Linked DNA regions of Homo sapiens: regions 1 and 3 are each linked to region 2. Evidence: read pairs that join two places in POLR2A ChIA-PET (ENCODE). Cell type or tissue: PC-9. All regions are shown on one strand. Links, peaks and the distances in the headings refer to the core of each region. The heading gives the core; the rest is flanking DNA.

Evidence for each region. Peaks named below come from ENCODE experiments on the same cell type or tissue, not always from the same donor. Only the 100,000 strongest peaks of a DNase experiment are listed, where the experiment ranks them.
Region 1: POLR2A ChIA-PET joins it to region 2 with 9 read pairs; 5 of 35 experiments call an interaction of 5 or more read pairs at or near these places.
Region 3: POLR2A ChIA-PET joins it to region 2 with 5 read pairs; 2 of 35 experiments call an interaction of 5 or more read pairs at or near these places.

What each region holds. Positions count from the first base shown.
Region 1 is chrX:119,241,791-119,249,745 of GRCh38, forward strand. PGRMC1 (progesterone receptor membrane component 1) reads left to right here. Exons shown (of 3, transcript NM_006667.5): 3 at 1,361-2,676. The coding sequence ends at 1,464. It also overlaps the pseudogene AKAP17BP. Among named protein-coding and RNA genes, the nearest start is that of PGRMC1, 9.5 kb to the left of the region's middle. In PC-9, for the core only: no CTCF peak of the experiment used is centred there; no DNase peak of the experiment used is centred there.
Region 2 is chrX:119,475,616-119,483,570 of GRCh38, forward strand. No RefSeq gene overlaps it. Among named protein-coding and RNA genes, the nearest start is that of SLC25A5-AS1, 10 kb to the left of the region's middle. RefSeq lists enhancers at 6,913-7,012, 7,063-7,112. In PC-9, for the core only: no CTCF peak of the experiment used is centred there; a DNase peak (open chromatin) is centred at 2,376; H3K27ac peaks cover 1,007 bases.
Region 3 is chrX:119,321,765-119,329,719 of GRCh38, forward strand. It overlaps LINC03098 (long intergenic non-protein coding RNA 3098), which reads left to right. Exons shown (of 4, transcript NR_110396.1): 2 at 3,141-3,259; 3 at 4,418-4,553. Among named protein-coding and RNA genes, the nearest start is that of LINC03098, 34 kb to the left of the region's middle. In PC-9, for the core only: no CTCF peak of the experiment used is centred there; DNase peaks (open chromatin) are centred at 3,417 and 3,897; H3K27ac peaks cover 509 bases.

The DNA of each region.
Region 1 (7,955 bases), core at 1,270-5,269, 230 kb before region 2:
CCTACTCATATTCAGGAAGAGGAGACTCTTGGCTTTGGACATTCAGATGATCGACCCTGCATTAGTTTGGCTACAGTGATGAGGTGGTTTGCTGATGCCATCTCTTCTCAAGTCTTTTGCATTCTGGTTTGCACCCTTACATCTGTTTTCTCCAACACCTCCAGTCATCTCCTGGCTCCTTTACCACTTCCTTTAACCACCCATAGGTTTTTCTCTGTGCTGGGAAAAACGTTCTGTCTCTTGCTCTCCTCTTCATCTATGAGACTATTATTCCTTCCTTTCACTGTCAAACAAACTTCTTACAAGTTTTTATTCCTAACCACTACTTCATTTCCTCTCTATACCTTCTTCCTCCCTACAATATGGCTTCTATCCCCACAATTGGATTGAACTCTCTTTCTGAAAGATTTTCAGGGAAACCTTTTTTTTTTTTCTTGCCAATCCTGACTTCACTTGTCCATTCCATGTTTTAGATCTCCTGTCATGTGAGCCTCCAGAATGGCTCCCTCCACAGAGTTCCCATTTTGGTCCATGGGAGCTCCAATTTTCACTTAATTAATTCATGCTTCCAGTTTTCTTTCAAAGTACTTCTCATCTGTCCCTTTCCATTCCCCTGGACACCACCCTGCTCCTGGCGCTGGTTCCTTTGCATCTGGATCTGCACTCTGCCTCTGGATCGCCCTGTTCCCAGTCTCTCCTTACTGAAATCTGCCCTATACACCACATTGATAATATCGTTGTTAAAGCACTATTTTACTGTGTCATTCCTTCGCTTATAAACCTTCAGTGCCCTTTGCCACCTATAAGTCCAAACTCAGGCTGGCTTTTCAGATCTTTCATAATATTTCCCCACACTACTTAGCCAATCTTATCTCCTACTAACTTCTAAATGTTAACTCTACTCCTGCCAACTTGGTCTCTTCATTGCTTCCCAGATACGTTGTCTCACCTGTATGCATTTGTACATGGCGTTTGCATTTTCTGGAACTCCCTCCCTAAATCCTTCTATACATTTTTCCAAAATATATCCTCCTTCCATGAAGTATTCTGTAACCCTTCTGATGAACTCATCACTTGCCCTTGTTCTTCTAAACATTCCTTACACACAAACAATTCATTTTGACGTTACCTTGCACACTCATTGCCAGACGTTGCCACCTGTTTTATATGTCTGTCTTCTGAACAAAACAAATTCCCTGTTGGCAAGGACGGTGGTATAAACCACCTTTGTATCCTTCAAGAAGCCCAACACATTGCTGAGTATATTGCAGGCCTCTAATAAATGCTTTAAATTGAAACGTGGTAATGATGTTTTAGAAAGAATGAGAATGACCATTTGTGTTTTCTTCTCTACCTCCAGTCAAGTATCATCACGTGGGCAAACTGCTGAAGGAGGGGGAGGAGCCCACTGTGTACTCAGATGAGGAAGAACCAAAAGATGAGAGTGCCCGGAAAAATGATTAAAGCATTCAGTGGAAGTATATCTATTTTTGTATTTTGCAAAATCATTTGTAACAGTCCACTCTGTCTTTAAAACATAGTGATTACAATATTTAGAAAGTTTTGAGCACTTGCTATAAGTTTTTTAATTAACATCACTAGTGACACTAATAAAATTAACTTCTTAGAATGCATGATGTGTTTGTGTGTCACAAATCCAGAAAGTGAACTGCAGTGCTGTAATACACATGTTAATACTGTTTTTCTTCTATCTGTAGTTAGTACAGGATGAATTTAAATGTGTTTTTCCTGAGAGACAAGGAAGACTTGGGTATTTCCCAAAACAGGTAAAAATCTTAAATGTGCACCAAGAGCAAAGGATCAACTTTTAGTCATGATGTTCTGTAAAGACAACAAATCCCTTTTTTTTTCTCAATTGACTTAACTGCATGATTTCTGTTTTATCTACCTCTAAAGCAAATCTGCAGTGTTCCAAAGACTTTGGTATGGATTAAGCGCTGTCCAGTAACAAAATGAAATCTCAAAACAGAGCTCAGCTGCAAAAAAGCATATTTTCTGTGTTTCTGGACTGCACTGTTGTCCTTGCCCTCACATAGACACTCAGACACCCTCACAAACACAGTAGTCTATAGTTAGGATTAAAATAGGATCTGAACATTCAAAAGAAAGCTTTGGAAAAAAAGAGCTGGCTGGCCTAAAAACCTAAATATATGATGAAGATTGTAGGACTGTCTTCCCAAGCCCCATGTTCATGGTGGGGCAATGGTTATTTGGTTATTTTACTCAATTGGTTACTCTCATTTGAAATGAGGGAGGGACATACAGAATAGGAACAGGTGTTTGCTCTCCTAAGAGCCTTCATGCACACCCCTGAACCACGAGGAAACAGTACAGTCGCTAGTCAAGTGGTTTTTAAAGTAAAGTATATTCATAAGGTAACAGTTATTCTGTTGTTATAAAACTATACCCACTGCAAAAGTAGTAGTCAAGTGTCTAGGTCTTTGATATTGCTCTTTTGGTTAACACTAAGCTTAAGTAGACTATACAGTTGTATGAATTTGTAAAAGTATATGAACACCTAGTGAGATTTCAAACTTGTAATTGTGGTTAAATAGTCATTGTATTTTCTTGTGAACTGTGTTTTATGATTTTACCTCAAATCAGAAAACAAAATGATGTGCTTTGGTCAGTTAATAAAAATGGTTTTACCCACTATAGTGTGGTGACTTATTTAAATTTTTTTAAAAACCTTATTCTAGGGAATCTGATTCAGACATTTTACTTTGGCTTAAAATTCAGTTTCATTTTTGAGTGCAGAGTTTTTGTATTCCAAAAGAAACAAGGGGCAAAATTTCATGGAGACCCCACACCAAAAACCAAATACCAGCTTGTCCTGTTTAAGAAATAGTGAATTGAATTGCTTTTTTTGTGACTTGTCAAAGTTTTGCCTAAATCAGAACTTTCTAAACTGTAAATGGCAGACCTCCACCTTGAAGTCTATAGCAAGGTTCTTAAGAAGTAAGGTTACTGAAGGCATTGTCATTGCCAAGTGCTAAGGAAGGGTTTGGGTTTTTTTGTGTTAATGTATTGTCTGATCAGGAAAGTATCAGGAATCCTTACAGTAGCAAAGTTAATTCACCTCGTGTCAAAAGAAGCATAACAGATTTGCATATGCAGTCAGTTGTATAAACAAAGACAACCTATTAGTGTTTTGTCATTTTAATGTTAACATTGGCAGAGTTTTCTTATAAGAGATATACTTCCTGAACCAAAGAAATTTCCATTTTTCATGTTATCAAACCACATTGCAGGTACTTGTGAGTTTTTTTTAATGTGCTCTTTTTTTTTCCCACTTGGTTTCATTCACCAAATGTTTGAGTGCCTGTTTTGTGCCATGTAACCTGTTATGCCTTATGCTTTGGAGAAGGAGTGGGGGAGAGAAGTTGGGCCCACCTTCGCAGCCTGAAATCTCATGTGCATGTGAAGATTAGGCTACTCATTTTGCAAAGTTAAACAGGCTTGTCTGCTGCCAAGAGGAAAATATCCAGAGCAAGCTTGTCCAACCCATGGCCCACGGGCTGCATGCGGCCCAGGAAAGCTTTGAATGTAGCTCAACACAAATTTGTAAACTTTCTTAAAACATGAGGTTTTTTTTGCAATTTTTTTTTTTTTTTTAGCTCATCAGCTCTCGTTAGTGTTAGTGTATTTTATGTGTGGCCTAAGACAGTTCTTCCAATGTGGCCCAGGGAAGCGAAGAGATTAGGCACCCCTGATTTAGAGCCTCACTAAAGTTTCACTCCCAATAACCTGATTCTCTTCCATTCAGAGCTGAATCAACATTGTGTTGGTTACTTGGAAAGGAATATTGCTGTAAGGCAGGACTTTGATCTAAAAACTTCTCAAATCCAGCTAGCATATACATAAGCCATATTCATGTAAAAGGCACCATTCAAGAAGATGGTGGTGTCGGGGGGAGGGGGGGTAGTTGTTACAACCACCACATGTCCAGTGAAGGAGGGAGGTGTTAGGTTAACATCTGGCTTGCTCCCCACCTGCTGTCATCCTACCAGCTGCAGAGACAGTTTGTTCTCAACTAGCGTCTGTGGTTCATAAGCAGCATTTACTACGTGTTTTCAGTATCTGCATATCTGGCTTCCCTGCATAATGTAACATTCACCTTACTTCAGAGGGCCAAATTTATGCAAATCCTAGATCAAGAACAAGCATCAATACATTTCTTGCTGTTTCAGAAAGAGCTCTTTGAACCTGACGGACGCTTTCAGCTCTAAAGTGCCCAGATTTTACTCCAAGGTAGTCTGCCTTTGTTATGATACTTAGAGGCAGTTTGCTGTATATTTCACATGAAAATACAGTTAACTCTTGAATGGTCAAAGACTGATTATTGAGGCCCCTACCTTCTCTGACTAGACTGTCCATCCCAAACCCATAATTGTTTTTGCACATTGTATAACTTGAACACTTCCACCCAGGGCTGAAGGAATTAGGTGAAATTCCATGGAGTCAATTTTGCTACCTCTTATTAGCACTGATAAAATGTGCTAAAGGGAGGATCATCTTAAATCTAAATAACATTATTTCGGTTTGTCCAAAATGAAAATAAAACTATGGTCTTTAGTCCCATGAACTCTGACAATGTCAGTTTCCACAAAATGGGAAAAGTTGCATAGAAATGATATTAAAATTAGGCATCTATATTTCCACAGAAAATGTTATTGTGGATGTGCAACATGCTAGCCAATACATGTGATAAATGAACAAAGAATATTCACTATGATAATTTTATTTTTAATATATCTGACAAATATGTATTCTCTAACAATGCAAATGAGAAAAGAGATCAGCAACATTAGTGCAAAGCAGCATACTGTAAGTAGGAACTTTCCCCCAAAGGTGGACTTATCAGCATTTATTTAAAAATGACTATTTTAAACAATTTTGCAACAAGTAAAAATAAGTTTATTTGATTCTTATTTTCAAAATTACCAGGTTACATGGCTTTCTACCTGAGAAATTTAAACAAATTGAAAGCACATTGACATATTTTTAGTTTTTTTGCATAACTACCAACAACTCATAAGAAAAACATGAAAATACCTTAAGACAAAGTTTAAAGCTCAGGCCCTTAATAGGACATAGAAAAAGATATGAGAAAACACTTTTGCACCACTTAGCACAACAAACAATAGCAGTGTTAATTAAGAAGGTGGTTACAATATTTTAGTTGTATTTTACTCCTTACTAAGCCATTCAATTAAAAAGTACAGGATAAGTTATCTTCCTCATTTAGGGCCTACCCACCAAAAAGGTTGACTCTTTATAAGACATATACAAGTCTAGGGTTATACAAAATGTAAACATAAAACCAGTATTTTTACTTTCTTCTAAGTCCCAGGATGGTATTTAGCAAAAAAAAAAAAAAAAAAAAGACAAAAATGTTATATAGAAATAGCACCGGTTCTATTACACATAAAAATTGCACATGCTGTATTCTGCAATTTATTTTTATGTCTGACTACTGAGCAGCAAACTGTTTTCATGTCTAAAAACTCTGCAAAGAAAAATCAAGTGACAGAACACAGTGAGATTTTTTTCAAAAGCATAGCTGCTTCTCATTACAAACTCATAATATTCTTTGTTTTAATGGCATGACACATGAAAAATTAAGAGGCAGGTTTTCGTCAAAGAAAAATAATACCTGGTTACTGAAAGTTGCCTGACAAAATACAAGCTGTTAGCAGTTCAAAAGGCTACTCTGGACAACAGTACTTTGAACATTAACATTCAAGGCACTTGCCCCATAAGCAATGTTTTTCAGATTTGACAAGCCAAATCTAGTTTTGATGGAAGAGTCACTGGCTTGAAAGTGGAATTGAACACAAGGGAGCCAACAAATCATCCACTGGTTATTATCTTATTAATAATAAACATCATCTGCTATGGTACATTCATTTCTGACTTCTTGCATGTACTAACATAGCTCTATGATTAGAAGAGATCGATGAAACAACTTGTGGCTCTTCCTTCAGATAAATAAGCTTTTGTAGCCCTTTCACATACCCGTTTGCTCAAAAGGCTGGTTATATGCACACATTGTGATATTCTGGGCAACCACAATGACTGGCATTCTACCTGGCTCTATCAGCTGGTACTTTTCTACAGAATGTCAAATTAAGAGTGTTTGAATGAATCATGTCACATCAAAGTGTTGCCCTTTACTGCTTCTGTGGATTAAAAATGACTTTTTCCTGTTGCTGACAGTCTCTAATCTCATTAATGTCTTCAATTACCAGGTCAGGCATAGTTTTGTTGGAGAAAAAAAAGGTAATCGATTGCCCCTGAGGTCCTAAATGCAAGGTAAGGCAGAATGAATCAGCGGAGCTTTCTATAAAACATGCACTGCACTAAGATGTAAGTCTTTAAGAATCCATAAAATATTTCAATTTAAAAACATTTATGAAGTCAAAAACTAGTAGGTAAAAAGATCAATTGCTTATGTTGAGAGTTTACAAATCCTACACATATACATTTTTCCCTAGCTACAAAACTATAGGCTTTTCTCTTTACTCTTTTTGAAAACTTGATGGCATCACTGAGGATTGAGAAGAGAGGCACTTGTTACTGTTTAATAAAGTTCAGTTTGGGGGATATTCAGTGACTTTACAAACTGATGTAATCCAGCCCTGAGTGAAAGGGTTACATAACCTGAAGTGGAATAGTCACAGCATCTTTTTTCAAGTGACATCATTGGTGCCCCACAATTTTTCAATATTTCCTTTTGCAAATTCCAGTGGTTATATTACTTCAATCTTGCTGTTTTTCTAAAATGGAAAGACATGGGGTTCTTAAAAAAAAAACAACAACTCTGCTAATGGGTTTAAATACTATCCATTTAAACCTCAAAGGACAATCTGGACCACTTTTAGATTCTTCTTCCAAGACTTTGTCTTGAAAAAGACAACTCTTTGAGTATTTAAACATAGTAATAAGATTAATTTTCTCCTGGTGGGTGCTCATGCAACTCTTTAATGTCATGAAGAAGTCTATGTTCTAACTGTCGTCTCTTTTATCTACAATTATTTCTAAATAAAAGTCAGGAAAGTTTGTTGCTGCACGTGGTGTTTCTGACCAAATCAAAGAACATGTAAAAGGATCATTATTCATTCACTGCTGTCGTCTTTGGAGATAAATGACACTAAATGATGATGTTATGACACCTAAGGAGCCATAGAGGGCCATCTCAACCCCTCTCAATGTTAATCTGCTCCTTCACTGGCGTAGAAGTAAAGTTTTAGCTGAACCATAGAAATGTCTATCCTTGGATCAAGCAGCATTTAAAAGCTTGAGCAGGGTCAAATACAAATTATTATTTCTCTTGCCAAAGTTGAAAGCATAGGTCAAAATGACTCCAGGTGTATTGACAAGCTTTGGGAAATATAAAACACACAGGTTCTGAAGTTTTTAATGCTGCTGTCTTCCTGTGTAGTTGTTAATTACATGGCTACATTTGGTTTTAAATTTTCTTCTTGTAACATGTTTATTGTGAAAAAGGATACTCCTGATCTAAGTGGTCATCAAAACATTTAAAATTTAAAGAACCAGTGCAGTTATTTCCTGAATAGCTTCCATAGTCAATATACTCCTGACCATTATGTCTATTATAGTAATAATCAGAATTGAACTTCAAATAGTTATAATTACATCCTCTAAATCTTGAATTCTGGTTATATTCTGACTTCCAAGGAGTCCCTCTTCTTCCGTGAAAATTACCAAAATAGAAAGACCTAGCACTTCTTGATGACATTACGGGCACCTGAGAGGGCCCATAGTTCACTTTCTGGTCCAATGTACTATCACTAAACCTCTTTAGATAACTGGAACTGGGTTCCTGGTAGTAGCCTTCATCAAACAAGTATCTGGGGGCTAGTTGTCCCTTCATTTGTCCATTGTTGTTTTCATGTCTAATGAAATGACTT
Region 2 (7,955 bases), core at 302-4,301:
GTTGGGGGGTTAGTTTTGGTTGCTGAGTGACCTGGAGACAAGTCACTTCTAACATCAGGGTCTTAGTTTCTTATCCTTGAATGGAGAAATTTGGGGAAGAGACAAACTCTAAAGTCCCTTCTAGTTTAGACGTCCTCCAGCTCCATCATTTTTGCAGAAAGCAGAACCAGTGAAAGGACCAGGATTAGGTGATTTAATCCTTTCAGAGAACATTTTAAAATATCTAACACAATCGTAAATGAATAGTCTCTGACTCAGAGCAGTCATTTACAGACTGTGTGGGTGGTTTGCCATTGGCAAGTAAAATTACGAATGTAAAGATTTACATTAATTTCAGGACCAAGAAGCTGAGCAACAAATTACAGCTCGGTGTTTGGGTCAGAGGTGCTCTGATTTACCTCAAAATAATTAACATCTGTCTTCTCAAAGCCTCATCTTATTATGTGTAATGTGCACTTCCGTATGCAGGTTGAGATTTATTTGAACAACAAATATTAGGCGCTGCAATTTCGGACACAAAAATGCCTTGTGTTCCACTCCAAATGTTTGGAGGAGCTTTCCTATCATTTCAGCCATTATTTGCTTTATGTGCAGGTGAACAAGGTCAGATGCATGGTGCTCTTCTTAGCCAAAGGCTTAAGAGAGCCTTTGGTATCCCGGCAACAAATATAAACAGTATTCAAGCGACAGATTGGGCAGTTGCTTTCACTAGACCCTCATCAGAGACAAAACTGAGTTAAATTAAAGGAGTCTATTAATCCTTGGCTTTTCCGTGACTATCAGGGAAGGGGACAGAGAAACGAGGGGGTTATTTTTATGGCGAGCATCCATCCTGGGATTTCATTTCCTTGGGCAACTTTCGTAACATGGGGAGGCAATTTAGCACTGTTGAGATTTTAGAGAACATGCCGAATCTGATCACATGACATGTTACACTGTCTCTAATGTTTTCAGTCCCAGAATAGAGATGGTTATGGTTGCAAGGACATAACCAGAATAAAGTATCAGTTAAATAGCTGTTGACTGGTAACTTCCGAGGGCCTCGTGTTTGGGAATGAAAAGGAAAACTCTTCTGTCTAAATGAACTCCAATACCCAGTTTGGCAAGAAGCAGAGATATCTTATGGGCAGAGGCAAAGGCAGATGTACTGTGGAGCTAGGGGTGCTTCCCCTTTGGAGCCACCCCTTGCATGGGCCCCTCCCAAGCCCTAACCATATATTCATTTGGTCATATGGTTTGGCAACATTTTCAAAAGACATATTTTGTGTTTTTAAAAAGAGGGAGCCAAATCATATAAGCTGACACTTCCACAAAACTCAGATCCATTCCTGCCCGTGGAACTGGAGTGGATGAAGGAATTTGGAGGCAGCCCTGTACATCAGGGAGAGGTCTGGGGCTTCCTCACCACCTGACCTTCCTCGGAGCACACCGCTCAGGACTCACTCATGAGAAGCTTTGAGGCTAGAGGTCTCATTTTCAAATACCAAACTTTCTTACTTGACAACAATTCAACTTTTACTTAACTGTTTTGTGCCTTAGTTTCCCCATGTGGAATATGGGGATAACTTTAGTACCTACCTCATAGGAATAGTGTGAAGATTAAAGGAGTTAATATATGTAAAGTGCTTAGAACAATGCTGGGCACCTGCTTTACACAATTTTGCTCTTATTATGACTGTTATTGCTTTGTTTTTGTTTTTGAGATAGAGTCTTGCTCTGTCACCCAGGCTGGAGTTCAGTGGTGCGAACTTGGCTCACTGCAACCTCCACCCCCCAGGTTCAAGCGATTCTCCTGCCTTAGTCTCCCGAGTAGCTGGGACAAGAGGTGCAAGCCACCACACCTGGCTAATTTTTGTATTTTTAGTAGAGATGGGGTTTCACCATGTTGGCCAGGTTGGTCTCGAACTCCTGGCCTCAAGTGATCCAACCGCCTCAGCCTCCCAAAGTGCTGGGATTACAGGCAGGAGCCACTGCATCTGGCCCGACTGTTATTGTTTTATTGAAATGCTTTAAATTATTTTCACTTCATTCATGGGAGAATGGTTTAATGGATTTATCCTTTTCCTGCAGATTTTCTAAAACAGTCTCAAGAAAATGCTATATATACTATAGAAAGTGGATCACACACACACACACAGAGAGAGAGAGAGAAGGTTGTAAAGAAAGAAAAGGACATTTTTGGAATGGACTGAATGAATAGAAACATGTGCTTATGGTGATAATCCTGAGCTCTAACTCAGAGCACTTATTTTACAACACTGATTATGAAAGAGACCAAAGGTCAAAGATAAATCCGTCCTGCCTCACAACCAGACTGCACTGCTCACCTGACCCAGGGGCCACTGTGTGGTCACCAGGATTCTTCTCACAGCTTCCTTTGCTCTCGTAGTATTTCAAGGAACCCATGAGGTCCCAGCCTGATTACCCAACCCTATGACTTCACTCCCTAGGGAAAGAAGCTGCAGGGAGGAGAAAATTTACTGAGACCTTTAGAAGCAAAGGATCTCCTTTCACTTTCACAACTAAGTCCAGGGTTCAGGAGTCCATTTATTACAAAAATTGAGCTTCATAATGGCTTTATCCCAGAAGTGAAGATCAGGGGGTAAGGACGCTTGGGCTTCTGGGTAAAAGCGTGCTGTTTGCCAATTAGGGTAGAAAGCTAGGAGTTTGACCACTGAAATTGTAATCCCACTTCGGCTCCATGTTTCTTTGTCTTGGGTCATATCACATCCCGTCACTAGTTAGTGGCTCAGTTTGTCTACCAGGAAACCTGGAAATCAACTTTCCTTTTTAAGCTACAATATAATTCCTCAAATCTACTGTGGGCTGTGGTTCTTTTTGGAGTTTCTAGGGCTAGATAGATTGAATTAAGTTAAGCCTGCGTCTTCAGGTTAAACAATCGATACAACCAGGTAACAGTAATTTCTCTAAAACTACAGAATCAAGATCATAGCTCATTATTTTGACATCTTATATGCCAGATGTTGTGCTAAGCACTTTACATGGATTAACTGTCCCTATTGTCTCAACAGCCCTAAGAGGCAGGTATTATTATTCACTCCATTTCACAGCTATGAAACCGAAGCTTAGAGAGATGAGATAATGTCCTCTGAGCTATCTGACTCGGCAAAAGGTTTCAAAGAGAACTTCAAGGTGACCCTGTCCAACTATTTATTTTGGGTCATGAACTATATTAAAATATGAAAGCCGGCTAGTTTCAATACCAACTGACAAAATCCATTTGACAAATATTAAATAGAAATTATAATAACCTCAGTTGGATAAAAAAAGAGATAACAAAAGAAAAAATAAATTATAATAACCAAAGCACTGTTTGTAAAGTCCATTTTTAGAGTATGGGTTATTTTCTATTTTCAGCCAATTTAAGAATTATGGTCATTAAAAACTACTTGACCCTAAAGCTCTAGAGTTAAATTTGAATTTATTCACATTTCTTTGGCTTTTCCAAGACAGATCTTCCTTTTAAATGACGGCTCTTCACAAGGAATACTGAGCCTCTCTCTAAGGTTACAAGCCTGAGGCTGGGGTCATTAGGACTTTGCGTAAGGCCCATACCAACTAACAACCACAGGAGGAGTTGGTGTTGGCCGCACCCTTACCTCTAACCAGGGTTGGCTCTCAGAAAAATGCAGTGAGGCTGGGCACAGTGGCTCACGCCTGTAATCCCAGCACTTTGGGAAGCCTAGGCGGGCAGATCACCTGAGGTCAGGAGTTCGAGACCAGCCTGGCCAACGTGGTGAAACCCCGTCTTTGCTAAAAATACAAAAATTAGCTGAGTGTGGTAGCGGGCACCCGTAATCCCAGCTACTCAGGAGGCTGAGGCAGGAGAATCGCTTGAACCCGGGAGGCGGAGGCTGCAGTGAGCTGAGATCGCACCATTGCACTTCAGCCTGGGTGACAGAGTGAAACTCAGTCTCAAAAAAACTTTGGGAGGCCGAGGCAGGCAGATCACGAGGTCAGGAGATCGAGACCATCCTGGCTAACGTGGTGAAACCCCATCTCTACTAAAAATACAAAAAATTAGCCGGGCATGGTGGCAGGTGCCTGTAGTCCCAGTTACTTGGGAGGCTGAGGCAGGAGAATGGCGTGAACCCAGGAGGCGGAGCTTGCAGCGAGCTAAGATTGCGCCACTGCACTCCAGCCTGGGCGACAGAGCGAGACTCCGTCTCGAGAAAAAAAAAGAACAAAAGAAAAAGAAAAATGCAATGAGTTGGGCTTTGGGCTATTTTATCTGATTGCACCTTATATTGAGAGACAGTACTGTGCGCCTCATGTTCTGTTCCTCCTCCTGCACGTGATCTGCAGTTCCACTTGCCATTTCCTACCTATGTCATTCACTTTCATATTTCCAAGCTTGGCTGTACTATTGTTTTTCCCAGCATGCCCTTACCTGCCCCTCTGCCAGGGCATGATCCTTCAAGACCCAGCTCAGATTGCACCACCTCTGGGAGCCTTCCCAGACTCCACCTGCCCATACTCATTGCTCTCTCCTCTGTACTTCTAAAGTAATCTATCTCTGTCAGCTTCACAAAGGCAGATATTTTGTCTGTTTCATTCATGTGTCCCCAGTGTCTAGAACAGTGCCTGGCACATAGTAGATGTTCAAGAAATAGTTGTTAAGTGAATGAATTATAATGTTTATTTCATGGTATCACAACCAAGTATTTATTTGTCTGTCCTCATTAAGGGCTATGTCTCGTTTCTCTTTACATTCCTAAAACTGAGCATAGAACCTAACACATAGTGAATGTGTGGTAAATGTTTGCTGAAGGAGGAGATAAATGAGAAAATGGGCCAAGTGCAGTGGCTCACACCTGTCATCCCACCACTTTGGGAGGCCGAGGCGGGTGGGTCATTTGAGGTCAGGAGTTTGAGACTAGCTTGGCCAACATGGTGAAACACCGTAACTACTAAAAATACAAAAAATTAGCTGGGTGTGGTGGCACATGCCTGTAGTCCCAGCTACTCAGGAGGCTGAGGCCGGAGAATCGCTTGAGCCCGGGAGGTGGAAGTTGCAGTGAGCTGAGATCGCACCACTGCACTCCAGCCAGGGCGACAGAGACTCTATCTCTAAATAAATAAATAAATAAATAAATAAATAAATAAATAAATAAATAAAATAGCCAGGCACAGTGGCTCATGCCTATAATCCCAGCACTTTGGGAGGCCGAGGCAGTCGAATCACTTGAGATTGGGAGTTTGAGACCAGCCTGGCCAACATAGTGAAACCCAATCTCTACTAAAAATACAAAAATTAGCTAGGTGTGGTGGCGGGCACTGTAGTCCCAGCTACTCGGGAGGCTGAGGCAGGAGAATGGCTTGAACCCGGGAGGTGTAGGTTGCAGTGAGCCGAGATCGAGCCATTGCACTCCAGCCTGGGTGACAGAGAGAGACCCTGTCTCAAAAATAAATAAATAAATATCTGTATAACGAAATAAATAGAGAATGAATGAATGGCATGTTGTAGGGTTTGTGCATTGGTTATTGATTGGCATGAATGAATTTTGGCTCGATCCAGCCACTTGATACCTGGGAACAATTCTGTAGCAATAAATGTACAGGGCCTTTCTTTTTCATTTTCTTACATAATAATTCAGCAAATGTCCGGGGCCTTTTGACTTGCAGCTATTGTTTTTCCAGACCCTGGGCTTACAGGGAAGATCTGGATATTGCAGGGGTTGGGAAATCAACTGGTTCCTGTACTGCTGCTATGTTGTCCATGCTAGAGAACCAGAGAGGCGGGACCTTGGCACACACCCCTCCCCTCCTGAAATCTGTGTGAAAAACAGCTGACTCCACATCCAGGGCTTCTACCATACTGTGTTCATGGGATGCTGGCCTGTGCCACACATGTGCTGGCCATCTTGTCATGAGCCCCTAACACAGAGCCCTCCACATAGTAATTGCCTGATGGATGTCTGGTTGTGATGATGACAATATTGAACAGTGGCTGTCACACAACATGACTCAGGCCACTCCAAGGGGAGAGGAACAGACATGTTCCTGGGGCACCTGAGGACGCTGCCGATAGAGCTGTGCCAACTGCACGCCCATGTGACTGATTAGGGCTGATTAGGCCAGACCTGCTCCCAGACCTGGGCCTAATGTTCCCAGCTTCTAAGACTATTTCAGCCACTAAAAGCCCATGAGAACCCTTGAGTGAATGTGGCCCTTTTTGACGTGCTCAGGAAGCAGGCAGAGTTTGTTCTCTCTCACTTGTGAGTGGGAGGCCTCCAGGAGTGCAGCAGCGGACTTGCTCAGTAGTAACATCCATTGTCATTTCTTGAGCTTTGACTATGGGCCAGGCACTCTTTTAATTGTGGATACTCATTTAATCCTTTCAGTGGCCTTATGATGCAGGTGCTAAGATTACCATTTCCCAGATGAGGAAACCGAGGCACCTGGCAAACCACGTGTAACACCTGCAGATGAAAACCCTGAAAACAAAGGGAACCCCCCCCCAACTTAGAGAGAGTCAGAAAGTAGCACTTAATGCTGCGGTGCCTGGAAAATAACCACGGAGGCCCAGAGGAAGGGAGGGGTTCAAGCTCTTTAGGGACCATCGGCCTGCTTGGGGACCTACCCATGTGAGGAGCCCCTGGAGAGGCGCTTGGTGCAGTGGTTAAGAGCATGGTTCCGCCCCTTTCCAGCTGTGAAATGGTGAGCAAGATTCTAAGTCTCACTGCCTCACCTTGCTCAGCCGGAAAATGGGGTCAAGAACACTACTTGCCTGGCACTGTAGTGAGGATGAAATAAATTAATATTTGCGAGGCGCTTGGCACAAAGCCTAGCATATAATATGCGCTTAAGTGTTTGTTAAATAACTACGGGCTCTCTCAGAGTCGGCCCCTTCCCTTTAGGCGCCGGTTTTGTAATCTGGGAAACTTTGTAAAGAGCGCTCTCAGCGCGGTGGCTAAAACAGTCCGCTAGGACTATGCCGAGTAGCAGCAGAAGGAAATGGCCCGGCCCGCCAGGCGGGGAGCTGCAGACAACTAGGAGAGAGGAGGGCAGGGCACGCCCTGAGGGAAAAAACGCGGCTTTTGCAGGCCTAATGGCGGTTGAAAGTCGCCGAAGTGCAAGGCTGGATTGAGACAGACAGGCTGAAAAAGTCGCAGCGCAGCCGCAGCGGCAGCAGCCGATGGCCGACTCCTTCCTTTTCCAGTCCACGTGCCCAGGCGGGTCTCCGGCCGCCTCTCGCACCTGCCTGCAGAGGGCGCGCTGCTTCTCGCCTCGGCCTGGGCACCGCGGCCGACTCCGCTGGAAGAGCTGTGTCCTCCACGCAGACCGCTTTCCACCAAGCTCAGCTAAACCCACCGCCCCCAAGAAGTCTACCCTGGCCGCTCCAGCCAAGCTCTTCCTCCCCTGAACCCCCAAAGCATCATCAGCACTGCATAATTTAGAACTTGGATATGTGCTGGCTGGTCACTGTGTCCTACGTATGGGACAAATCTTGGCTCAACAATATCATACTTTGCATTTCTCCCCCGAGTCACACACGGCCATTGGCATACCGGCAGCCACATAGCGTGTGCCCAGCAAACACCTGGTGTACCTCTACTGGGTCTCACTGTATTGGCTCCCAAAGGAGACTCTCAGGATCCCTGATGTCGCCAAGCCCTGGGGTGGCAGAAGGGACACCTGGGAGGATGCCTGCATGGCCTCAGTTGCCACTTCGAGCCTTCACTGACCAAATGAGGTCGGTGTAGCCCACCTCAGAAGGCAATGCCTTCGTGCAAAGGAAACCCTCTGCCAGGGAATCCATTGATATGGAAATATTTGCTGAGCCCCAGCTTTGGTGCAGAGCCCTGTGCTGGGCACCAGGGACACAGTGAGGAATAGAAAGGATTCTTGTGGTGATGGGAGGCAGTGTAGAAAAATTAGAATAGCAAGAGATTTAAAGTCAGGCTGGGCGCGGTGGCTCACGCCGGTAATCC
Region 3 (7,955 bases), core at 1,270-5,269, 150 kb before region 2:
TGGAGGAGCGGAGGCTGAGGAAGAATTGGAACCTAGCTTGGCCTGGCGAGGAGGGGAGAGGTCAGATGGGTCTGTAGAAAAGGAAGATTAGAGAGACTCAGCGACGCTTGGGGTTGGGACTGAGGGGACAGGTGGGAGGGAAAGAAGGAAGATTTGGGACGAGTTGCACTGGGCACAGAGACTAGGAAGGGACTGATGTGTAAAAGAATGCCTGGATGTCAGGCACCTCAGACCATTTGCCCATCTTACAATAAGAATTATTTAGATCTTGTAGGATGGAAAAATTGAAAGTGCCATTTTCCGGCTATTTGGAACTACTCGAGTTTGTATTGGGGTCAAGCGACATTGCAGAAGAAAATAAGATGCTTAGATTTTAGGTCAGGTGAGAGTTGAAGAGGTTTTAAGTTCTTAAGAATATAGGCTAAGGGAGAAGAAGGAGGAATGGAAGGTGGAAGGTTGCCCATAGTGAAGGAGGCAAACCCAGAGAAAAGAGAGCATAGAGACACGGAGGGAAGGGGTTCAGGGGTTCTTACCCTCCAGAAAAGCGGGAAGGGTGGTTGGGGCATGGAAATAAGGGATTGGGGCACAGAGATAAGAGGTTGGGGTGCAGAAATAAGGGATTGGGGCACAGAGATAAGAGGTTGGGGTGTGGAAATAAGGGATTGGGGGTTCTTGCCCCCTAGAAAAGCGGGACTTGCTGCTAAGGGTGAAGGAGAAGGGGTTGAGGGGTACTTGCCCCTCCCCCAGAAAAGCAGAGAAGGGGTAGAGACACAGAGAGAAGGGGTTGGGGTACTTGCCCCTTCCCCAGAAAAGCAGGACTTGCCACTAAGGGTGAAGGACCAAGGCAGGCATCCCTGTGTGGTCTGACACCTTTGAAACATGGGTGAATAATCAGAGAGGCGTCCCTGCAATGATTAAACACCTAGGGAAGGCTGCCTTCCCAGTCCATGACCGGCGCCGGAGTTTTGGGTCCACGGATAAAACGTGTCTCCTTTGTCTCTACCAGAAAATGAAAGGAATTGAAATTAAGAGAAGGGAGAGATTGAAGGGTGGCACCAAGATTGAAAGGAGAAAGAGGTTGAGGGATAGTGAGGGAAGCTGGAGAAGAGAGTAAAAAGAGGCCGCTTACCAGATTTGAAATTGGTGAGATGTTTCTTGGGCTGGTCGGTCTGAGGACCTGAGGTCGTAGGTGGATCTTTCTCATGGAGAAAAGAGCAGGAGAACAGGGGATTGATCTCCCAAGGGAGGTCCCCTGATCCGAGTCACGGCACCAAATTTCACTCGAGTCTGTGTGAAGAGACCACCAAATAGGCTTTGTGTGAGCAACATGGCTGTTTATTTCACCTGGGTGCAGGCAGGCTGAGTCCGAAAAGAGAGTCAGCAAAGGGAGATAGGGGTGGGGCCGTTTTACAGGATTTGGGAAGGTAATGGAAAATTAGTCAAAGGGGGTTGTTCTCTGGTGGGCAGGGGCGGGGGTCACAAGGTGCTCAGTGGGGGAGCTTCTGAGCCAGGAGAAGGAAATTCACAGGGTTAATCACTCAGTTAAGATGGGGCAGGAACAAATCACAATGGTGGAATGTCATCAGTTAAAGCGGGGCAGGGCCTTTTCACTTCTTTTGTGATTCTTCAGTTACTTCAGGCCATCTGGGCGTATACGTGCAAGTCACAGGGGATGCGATGGCTTGGCTTGGGCTCAGAGGCCTGACAATAATACCTGTGAATTTTGAGGGAAAATGACCTTGAACCTAGAATTCTATATTAGTCAAATATAAGAATAAAAATAAAAAGACATGTTTAGGCATGAGAGAACTCAGAAATTTTACCCCTAGCCCTCTTCTCTGAAAAAAATTACTTGAGGATGTATTCTAACAATAAAAAAAAAAAGAGATCCAAGAAAGAGAAAGACCTAGGATGTAAGAAACAGAGATGATAACCCAGGAATGCAATGAAAAAAAAAATCCTAAAATGGTAGCTGTGAAGGAGTGAGGCATAGAAAGAGTGGGTATATGTTAGAGCATTTAACAAGTCGTCTATGTGAACAATTGGAAGGTATCAGTAATATGGTGACAAAGGCACCTATATCTTCTGCCAAAAAATAATTAGAAATTTTAAGAAAGGAAAACTTTCCCAAAAAGTCATGATCCATATATCAAACAATCTAAAATGTGGCATAACTCAGCAATTGGAGTGTAAGAAAAGAAAAACCATTTGAACTGGAAATTTGTACTATTTCCCTTCAAGTGGCCTAGGTATAGGGATACAGGATTACATCTCCTCCAGTGATCAAATCACACATTCTGTTTTCTGCAACTAATAACATTTACAAAATTATAATTTTGTAAGTGATGTTTATTGGCTTTCAGAATCAACCTATAGAAAAAGTATGAAAGACAAATATAGTTATAGAATGGAATGTAAATATGAAAATGGTTTAAACTTTAACAATGTTAAAGTACTCAAATAACCAGGAGGAGTGGGGAGTAATTTCTTCATTTGACACAGTAAGCCTCAAGAAGTAAGTGTAAATGGAAGCTTAAGTACATTATGCAAAGTGTTAATGGTAAACAATTGAGGAGCTAACAAAAAAGAGGAAAGTCAATACTGCTTAAAGGAAATAAATCAAGATTTCAAAGTAAAAGCATCTTATTAAGAATTATGGAAATAACCAACAGAAAAAAAAATCCCAGAAATGGTCAAAAGAAGCTCAAAGGTATCAAATGATACTCTGATTAGTAAGACTGAGGGTAAGAGCAGGAAGAATCTTTGTACTTTTAATTTTGTAACCTCCCACATAGCTATTCCATTCAGTCATTCATTCCTTCAGCAAATACTTATAGAACATTATTATTGTACCAGGCATGATTCGAAGCACAGGGATACAGGATAGACAAGGCGGAGAATATTCCTGCCCTCAAGGAACTCATATTCTAGTGGGCAAAGGTATACAATAGACAAGTAAATTGTTTCCCCAAAAAGATAGGTACAAATATTAAGTGCAATGAAAATTATAAAACAAAATAAAGTGATAATAACTTGAGTGATCAGGGAAGGCCTCTCTGAAGAAGTAAAATTTGAGCTAAAATACTTTTTTATATGAGAAACGTATAGGATTTCTTTTCTTTTTTTTTTTTTTGAGACAGAGTTTCACTCTTGTTGCCCAGGCTACAGTGCAATGGCACGGTCTTCGCTCACCACAACCTCCGCCTCCTGGGTTCAAGCGATTCTCCTGCCTCAGCCTCCCGAGTAGCTGGGATTACAGGTATGCACCACCACACCTGGCTGATTTTTTTTGTATTTTTAGTAGAGACGGGGTTTCATAATCCCTTTCTTCCAAGGAGGCTCCCTGGCCCCTATGCAAATTTACATACTTCCTCCCCAGCAACCAGCTCAACAAACCAAGGAATTTGCGGAGAGGCAGTCTTTGTCAAACCACAAAAGATCTTGTTACACCCTTAGCCCAAAGCAATAATTACCTACCTGCCTCAGATTTACCCAGAGAGCATTTCCAAGTGATTGTTCCCAGCACAAGGAAGACATGCTGCAAAGTGACTTGTTGGAAAATGTTCAAGTACCACTTTCTTTCCCTATGATTCCCTAACCCGTGTCCAGCAGCACCAGGAAGAGATCCAGGCTCATCTCAAGGTGGGGTCTCCAGAGAAGCATAGTGAAGGGAGACCCACTACATAGGCAGAACTGCCTGTTCATACCTGACAGCAAAGCCCTATATGTAGGTCCTAAGTCTGTGCTACGATGCTATTGTAGCTCGTTACCAATGCTCTTTTGAAACACACAGCATGAAGCACCTTGACTTACTCAACATCCTGTACTACACTGAGGCATGTTTTTGGCCACAGGAAAACAAAAAAGGCTAAAGAAGCTCAACAGAGCTACCCCATCCTCCCTCAATCACCAAGCATTCCTAGGAGACGTTCCTTACATTCCTCACCAACTCTCTGCCAACTGTGGTCATAGCATAATAATCATTGAAGTCAACACCTTCATGAGAACAACCCACTTTCTCTCTTCAGCTGGACCACTTTCTGCCCCAGTTATCTCTACCTTATTCTTCAGAGACATAATTGTTCCACCTCTAAGACAGCCTACCCTGTAACATCTGACTGGGGAGCCCAATTTGTGCAAAGTTTCTATAGAGCACACTTCTGATCCACCATGTCCAAATCCACTTGTCCATTGCCCACAACAATCAAACTGAACAACAGCCAGATAGATTTTGGAGGAGACTTCTGGTTGTCATTCACCTTCAACAAATAAGATAACTGGGACACACACCTCCCAAATGCTAAATTTGCTTACCATACTCTGCACCCATCTATTAGAGGACCCTTTTTCATAGTCATTGCAGCTTTCTTTCTCATACCAACCAGCTGCATCACCATCTTTTGCTTTCGGTCAACAGATGTCAATTATCTATTATGCACCAGACACTGTACTGGATGTGAGGGTCATGGCTGCCCATAGGCCATGAGGTGACTGCGTGCAAATTTGAAAAAGGCTCTCCAGATGCACACCTCTGCACCAGGTTGCATGAATTGGTGAGTACAGCGAAGGCTGGATTTCAATCCTTACTGATCCTCTCAACCAGATTCCCTTGTACAGTGAACAATTGTACCCAGCAGGCATATGGGGATTGAACAATAAGAGTCTTGTGGCTAACTGGAAGCATTCTAGATTCCCCCAGGAAGGCCAAAGGGACATCTGCATTTTCCAAATATTTCATCAAGTTCTCCTACTACAGTGTCTGCTCCACCTGCTGCTATTACATACCCAAGGACCACTCCCAGGGCCCAGTTACATATCTGGAGATTATGAACCCTGTCACCTTTGCCTCCAGCTTCCCCTTTTTCATGTATACCCACCTCATCTTTCACCATTCCTCACTAGACTCAGCTGGCCTCAACTCCACCCAGCACCTCACTGTGTACTTTATACCCATAGGATCCAATGTTGCACAATAAGAAACCCAAAAGACACAATACGGGAAATTTTGGAGCAAGACACTACCTCCAGTACTGATCTTACCTCACCCCATTTAGCAGGGAGGAAGTGAAAGGCAGGAGGGGACATGTCCAATCCTGCTCTTTCTTAGGCTGATCAAGTCACCCCCAAATAGATGGCCAACCTCTACTGAGAGGGGCCTTCACATCCCTCTGCCTTGGCCAAACACTGTGTTCTTTGTACCTCATTCCCAGATTGAGCCAGCTGAAGCAAAACCCAGTGAAGACCACCTTTACCGTTTTTTAATAGAATACATAAAACCCCAGTCTACAGCATCTGCCTTCCCCTTTTCCACCACCATCGAGGAACACTGGCAGATAGGTAACTTACTAAGAGGCCTCAATGAAGTGGTCTGTCCCAGAGAAAGGGCAGGTTTGACCCAAGACAAATTCCAGATCCTCTGCTTAGAGCCGCAGGAAGAAATGCTGAAACCAAACCAAGCCAAACAACAGAAACCCCAGCAGTCTTTCATCTGCTCTAAATCTAGATGATTTCAAAAGTGTGTCCATCATGAAAAGATCCCTAGGGGTTTGCTTGTACTAGAAGAGCATAAACATTTACATTGCCTTTTTTCTGCTGACAGAACAGTGAGAGGGAAGGGCCTCATCTGGCAACTTAAAGCAATACCATTCAATCATCCCAAAGCCAGTTCTTTGTGTATGTAAGTAGCTGCCCTTGCAGGAGGCTTAAGGTGCTGGGAGCTCAGGGTCCTGAGTCAAATGATCTGGCTTCAAATCTCACCTCTACCACTTACAGTTTGAACTATAAGGAAGCTGTATGGTGTTACAGAAAGTACACAGGCTCTGGACACTTGGCTGCCAAGTGTAAATCCCTGCTGCCCCACTTACCAGCTGTGTGGCCTTTATGATATACAGTGCCTCAGTTTCCTCATCTCTGAGATGATAGTTATACTCCCTGTAACATCACGGGACTGTTATGAGGCTTACATGGGACCATCCACAACCTCACCTACAGTAAATGTTTACTAAATCTTAGTGATTATTATTCCATTCTGAGTCTATTTCTCATTCCTTGAAAATGAGAAGAGAAAGGGGCACTGCTCTGCATAATCATGTGAGGCACCATCGCCCCTGTGAGCTGGGAAAGTTGGGAGAAGGTTTCTTTTCTTCCATTTGGATTTAGACGGCATTCTCTCTGAGAATCTGTTGTTTAGCCTGAAGAGATAGACGTGCGTATGTGTTTCATCCAACCATCACCCACGGGATATCAGGAAAAACAAAAAAGCATTTATCTCTCTGTGACCCCTACTGATGGGGACCTTTGGAAAGCGATGACACCTGGAATGCCAGAGCCTACCCTAACCTGTCCATTTGGAAGGCTCAGAGCCATATGCCAGGCTGAATAACTAAGATGTGGGCCAGTGGGCTTCTAGGGAAGATAGAGGTGGGACCTGGGGCAAGACCAAGCCCTGTGAGTAGGTAGTGGGTGGAGCTTCATTTGATGGGTTGAAAGAAGAGGAAAAAAGTGAAGCTGAATTCAAGGAAGAAGGGCATGAGGGTTCTCTCTGTGATGGGCCTCTCTGGTGATTTTCTCTTGGTCTACAGACATGGACATGGGCAGTAGATTATTTTTTAAAAGTCCCCATACTTGAAATTCCTTTCAGTTATTCACAGGCCTTCTGCAAAATCTGTACAACCCTGGTGGTGATGTTGGGAAGTATAAATGAGAGGACAGTATAGGAATGTATGGTGTCCCCTCATTCACTCACCAGTGTCTGTTTATCCTTCTTAGAAGGGGACTTGAGTGCTGGATTTCTGGAGGAGATCAGTGGAAAATTGAGTGTTGGTCCATGGAACAGCAGAGAAGAGTAGCCGCCAGATGAATGGCTCAGGGAGGGATGTGGGCCTAACCCTGTACTTTGTGATATGTATACTAGAAGAAAATGACTGGTAAAGGAGGAACAGCGAGATGACATTGGAGCTATTGTGTATCTTTGGGTGTGTTACTTAACATCCTGGTGCCTCAGTTTCCTCATCTGAAAAATGAGGATAATGATAGTACCTAGCACATAAGACTGTTATGAGGATAAAATGAGTTAACATTTGCAAAATATTTCAGTGACCAGCACACGTTAACCATATTAGAAGTGTTTGTTAAATAAAATTAAAGTTCAACTGACAGAAGTGTGGAGTGACTGATAAATGATATATTGAAAATGCAGAGCTGGGCAGTAAAAATTTATCTTCCTCTTCAGGGGAAAGACACAAGTATTCTGGCCACGAGAATGTGTACTCCAATATGGAGCAGGGGGCCAGGGCTCCACTGCTTTCCATGTTAAGCTTATTTTCCCACAGAGGACCAGACTCCACCATGGTCTAATGCACATTTGTTTCCCGTCCAGCCAGAATACAAAGCAGAAAGGTGATTCCAACCCCAAGTGAAGAAGAATTTCCTTCTTGAAATACCCTTGCACATATGCACAAACATACATCAACAAGGGTGTTCACTGCAGCATTTCTTGTAATAGTGAAAAACAGGAGCCAATAGAAATTACAACTAACAAGGACTGGCCGACTGATAAAGATTAAACCAAAAAAAAAAAAAGAGGTGCATGTATGTGGATGTGCACTGATAAGTAGCCAAAATATACTGTTTCATGAAGAAAATAGAAGCAGAATAGTATGAATAAATGTCATCTTGTTACCAGTGGAGGATATCCAGGTTCTTGGCATTTTGAACAAAGAATTGGACAAAATGCATAAACAAAGCAAGGAAAGAATGAAGCAACAAAAGCAGAGATTTATTGAAAACGGAAGTACACTCCACAGTGTGGGAGCAGGCTGAGTAGAGGCTCAAGAGCCCTGGATACAGAATCTTCTGGGGTCCAAGTACCCCCTAGAGTTTCCCATTGGACACTTTGTGCTCACCTCATGTAAATAAAGTGGTGGCCCGCAATCAGTGTGATTCCAATCAGAGGC